Regions from separate parts of the Mus musculus genome. Here region 2 is linked to region 1. Evidence: chromatin loops called from intact Hi-C (ENCODE). Cell type or tissue: heart. All regions are shown on one strand.

What was found. Hi-C counts contacts between places; a loop is a spot of excess contacts. Peaks named below come from ENCODE experiments on the same cell type or tissue, not always from the same donor. Only the 100,000 strongest peaks of a DNase experiment are listed, where the experiment ranks them.
Region 2: a loop joins it to region 1, with 6 times the contacts of the local background. A loop is called at or near these places in 31 of 42 quality-filtered maps.

The regions. Positions count from the first base shown.
Region 1 is chr15:97,951,634-97,954,133 of GRCm38, forward strand. No RefSeq gene overlaps it. Among named protein-coding and RNA genes, the nearest start is that of Tmem106c, 11 kb to the right of the region's middle. In heart, no CTCF peak of the experiment used is centred here; a DNase peak (open chromatin) is centred at 988; H3K27ac peaks cover 425 bases; H3K27me3 peaks cover 1,759 bases.
Region 2 is chr15:97,852,917-97,855,416 of GRCm38, forward strand. It overlaps Vdr (vitamin D (1,25-dihydroxyvitamin D3) receptor), which reads right to left. Exons shown (of 10, transcript NM_009504.4): 10 at 1,511-2,500. All of the region lies in intron 1 of Gm33690 (a long non-coding RNA gene), which reads left to right. Among named protein-coding and RNA genes, the nearest start is that of Gm33690, 6.7 kb to the left of the region's middle. In heart, a CTCF peak has its summit at 1,352; no DNase peak of the experiment used is centred here; H3K27me3 peaks cover 437 bases.

The sequences.
Region 1 (2,500 bases):
TGGGCCAGGGGGTTAGAAACTTTCCCTCTCTGCCTTCCTCTTCTTTCTCTGTGACCTTTCTGAGGTCCCTAGCACCTCTGGACACAAACCCTTTCAGATCCAAACGCTCCGGGAGCACGGGATGAACAGTGTCCTTTTGCACACCTGAGAGCTAGCCACAAACGCCCTGCTAAATGGATGTCCAAGACGAACACCAAAACGATGGCAGAAATGTCAAGACACTAACCTGTTAGCTCCATGTGGTACCTTTAGACGAAAGCTTCTAAGGACCTGTTGGCCAAGACTTGGCAGAGTAAAAATAATTGACCTTTATTTAATGTCCACCGAATGACAGGCACGGCCCTAAAAGGCTTCTGTGGGTTAACTTACTTTATGATTTCAGCAGGGCTCCCCAAGAGCCTACTGAGGCATGGAAAGGGTTAAGGACAGTGAGGGCCTGGCAGCTGCTGGGGTTTTCTGGGCCAGCACTCATGTTTGGGTCTCCAAGCTCTTGAACCTGCAATTCTAACACTGGCAGAGTTCTGTCTGTTGCCTGGGGGGCAAGGATTGTGCTGTGCCCCACTGGGTCCCAGGGCCGAACACAAGGCTCAGAATGAGAGTCAGGGCTCCCAGGCAGGGTTGGCCTTAACTAGCTCAAGGTGTGTGTGTGGGCTCCTACCAAGCTTTGTGCAAATAACCTCTCCATGGCTCATGACCTCATGGGTAAAGGAATTCAAGCCCTTTCCCAGTCCTGGACTGACTAGATCTCAGCGGTAGCCTCTGGCTTCAAGAATCTACCTATTGCAAGGTGACTTTGCCAGAGGCACCAAAATCCCTTCCTGCCCCACTGTGCCAGAACAGATCAGGCCAGCCCCTGGCCCGCTGCTGCAGGAAAGTCTGTGTTGTGTGGGCTTCCTCGCCCTCACTGTGCCGCTTCCCCAAACCCTTCTGAGGAGGGGTACTCAGTCTGCATCTTGAGACGAGGCGCTGTCTGCTAGCCTCCTGCGCCCTCTGGTGGATGAAACAAGGAATGGCGTATGCTCCTTTGCGCGGCAGTCTTGAGTCCAATCAATCTTCCAGGACTGCCCTCTGCCCTCAGTCCCGTCTCTTCTCGATTTGGCTACCTTTCATTCAATTACTGTTCAGTGGGTCCCAGGAACATGACATGTGATGGGGACACCGTGTTTAAGTGTGTCACTGTCCGTGTTCCAAGGTTCTCTCTCTCTCTCTCTCTCTCTCTCTCTCTCAATGAGCGCTGACTTACCCAGTCCTATTCTCTGGCAGGCTCTTCTGGGAATCATCTCTGACCTCAAAGAGTTTCCAGTCCAACAGGACACACAGCCTGGCTGGCTAACCAAGTGACACGGGAGCTAGAGGGACAGGGTCCAACACAGACAGACCCGACGTCACAACAGCAACACTTAACTGGGCAGTGCCTGGTGTGAGCACAGTGGGAGTGTTTCTGTGTGTGCTCTCTGTGTGCGCATGTGCAGATTGTGAGCATGCATGTGTGTGGAAGAGGGCAGGGGGTACATTTGGTCAACCACAGGGGCTGTGCTTTGACAGCTGTGTAAAGAACATTGGGGTGTGGGGTCTATAGGGAAATTAGGCAGTTGAGGTGAGGTAGGGTGACCTGGAGGAGAGAATATTTGGCCCCAGGCATGTTCAGGAAGCTGTGTGGTTGGAGCATGTGGTGAGTGGGAAGAGGACAGAGTGGGAGGAAACCACCTCAGGCTCTGTAGGATTTGGATTCACACTGGGGGTGGGAGGGGCCACCAAAGGCCCCGCCTCATATGGAGAAGGAGGAGGTGATGAGACTTCCTTGTTACAAAAGGACACAAGACTAGACCACCAGACCCACTGGACAAAGGGGAAGGGACTGAAAACATGCTGGAGATGCTGTGGTCCTTATATGACAATCGTGTGTGCCGGAGTGGCCCCATCACTCTGGGAACCAGGCGCACATGTCTGTTAGATGGGGAGAGGCCACCCAGGGAAGATGGAACAAGATGACATGTTGGAGCGCCTGTCTCAGCGCCTGACCCATAATGCCCACTAAATTAGCACAGTTAGTCACGTCAGAGATTATCCAGCCAAGAAGGCTCTGACACTTGTCCAGGGCCTAGGCAGAGGATGCAAAGGAGCCGATAGCCACCGCACACTGTGGAACGAAGCGGTGGAGGACACCTGAGGATGAGACAGGGACTCTCCTTTACAAAACCCTCCCACAGTGCGTCACTGCCCTTCATCTCTAGTTACTGCTCGAGCTTCTGCACGCCTCGTCACACTCCTGGGTTTGCCACTGCCTCCTCCTCCTCCTCTGTCCACTTTCTCAGAGTGTATCCAGTTTGCCTGGCTGCTCTCAGGAAAAGGTGGTCGGAGTTGGGGGGGGGGGGGTCGGCAAGAGCTTTGCTGACTGAGCCTGGAAGTTCACTATCCTGGACAGAAGTCAACACATTAAGGGTTCACTGTACATTTTGGGTGACTCTCAGATGGGCTTCTAGTACTGTGTTTGCCCCTG
Region 2 (2,500 bases), 99 kb before region 1:
TGCAGTAGCACCATGGACCCAGACATGGCCTTTGACAGCAGCAGGACCTTACCACAGCTTCTCATTTCTGCCCGTTCCTCACCACCACCACATCTCCAGTTCCACCTCTCTCCACAGTGCCCACACCTCTCGGCTTAGCCTTTTCTCCCTTCTCTCTATTGTGTGTTCCGTCTTTCCCGGCTCCCTATCAAATATGTGCTCATTGTAATGGTGTCCACCGCAGGGCCAGGGCAGGCGCTTAGGCGTCTTCTTCCTTCCTTTGCTTTTGATGATTTTCAATTTTTCTTTTGTTTGTTTGTTTTTGTTTTTCGAGACAGAGTTTCTCTGTGTAGCCCTGGCTGTCCTGGAACTCACTCTGTAGACCAGGCTGGCCTCGAACTCAGAAATCTGCCTGCCCCTGCCTCCCAAGTAATTCAGCAGGGCATACTGCTGCATGACTTTAATTTCAGCGCTCGGCAGGCCGATCTCATGAGTTCAAGGCCAGCCTGGTCTAGAGAGTGAGTTCAGTAGCCAGGGCTACACAGAAAAACCTTGTCTTGAAAAAAAAATAACAGAAATTATGTGGTTCAACAGTGCAGGTATAGAACAAAGGAGAAGATTGGCCTGTGAAAACTCAAAATCTCTTTGATCTGATTTTAAGACGTTTTTCTAGACTGTGTGTTCTCCTGCATCATCTCTGAGAACACCGAGGATTTGAGCTGTTTCTCAGTTTCACATTCCTACAGACAGAGACAAGCCTGCCTCAGGCAGCTATGGGTTTCTGTCTCTAAGTCAACTTATTTTTCATGACAAAGGCCCCTAGCTCTGGCTCCAGGTTCCTCTATTCCCATCTCATTCTGCTGGGACATCTTAGTTTGTGGCTTGAAAACTTTTCAGATGTTTCTGCAAATTAAAGTAAACCACACTCCCAGGTTTCTGAACTAACCTTAAAAACAAGAACAAACAAACAAACAAACAAAAAACCTGGGTAGGACTCGGCAGTGACATTTGCAATTCCAAGTCCTTGGTTGAGAATTCTTGTGTGTATCTCACTCCACTGGGCCTCATGGAGCCGTATTTGTGCACAGGGGTTACTGTAACACCCTGAGTCTGGGCTGAGCAACAGTTTCTAACGCAAGAGCTAATGTTACCAGTGATCACTTGGCTTTCTTTCTTGATGTTCTTTGGCAAGGGCCACACCTAACTGGGGCTAACACATTAGGCCAAATACTTCTAGTGTGTGTGTGGGGGAGCACTCTGTGATCCAGCACCTCCATTTCCCCATCACTGAACGGAAGCCTTCACATCCTACTTAGGGTGGTAGCAAGAGGGCCTATCATTTGTCACACCACTTAACTCTGTAGGGGGCAGTAGAATGTTGCAATTAATTAAGACTTCCAGAGAGAGGTACCCGGGTCTAAATCCCACCCCTCCCTCACCACCAGTGAGCTTTGGGTGACGAATCCCCTCCGCCACGTGGAGACAAAACCAGCGCATCTTTCACGGGGTCCTTACAAAGAGCAAGCAAGTTGGTTTTCATGAGGCATTTATTTACAGCGGTACTTGTCACGTAGCAAGCGCTATGAAAGTGTGAGCATCTTTTATTATCATCGGCAAAGCTTTTTCATTGGTTTATTTGACAAGCTCCTGGAAACAAAACAAACAAACACTTTTGTCTCTCTCTCGGGAAGTCTCTTAGGAAGCTCTTTAGAGCCATGTCTGACTTCCACCAGATTTGTCATTTATCTCAACCATCTCTGGTGGCCTGGTTTGGACTCCTCCCCTACTTTCTCCCACGCAGGCAGCAGGAGGATTCTCCTATCTTGGGAAATCTTGCTGATCTCTCATTTTGGTACCCATTTCCGCCTCGGAAGTGTGAGCTCTTTCAAGGCCCTGCCTTTGTACATTCAGAATAAAAATAGATGATGCTGTTCTCTCCCAGTTCGGCTTCGGAATCCTACTTGGTCCTGCTGTCTTTTCCTCCCAGCTCCCTGACTTCCCTTTGGGCACTTCTCAGTGATGGACCCCTTGGGCTGAGAAACTGGTATTCTCTGGAGGCCTGTGGAGTTTCCTGGAGAGGCAAGGGCTGGGAAGACAGAGGCTTTCCAGTGCCTGATGCACACAAGGCTGATGCAGAGAGTCCTAAAGCCAAGTCTCACTCAAAGAGGCCAAGTGCTTGCCTCCTTAGGATGGGTGGCTGAGTTTATTACCCAGGGAAAAGGGATCGTAGTCCCAGACATAGGTTTATGCTGATATCCAGGGTTTCCTCATAGCCTGGCTCAGCTACCAGAGCAGTGGAAACAGGCTCACTACAAAGCAGCCCGGGACCATAAGTTCAAATTTTCTCCAGGCCTGGAGATGCTTCTAATTATATGAGCCCAGGTAAATCACACTCTCCTCTGATGTCAGGTTCTCATTATAAAGGAGTCGAACTAGCTTATCAACTTTCAGACTTTCCCTCCTGTTGAGTAGTAAGCCAGATCAATGTGTTCTGCTGCTAAAATCAAAGGTCTTTCTCTAG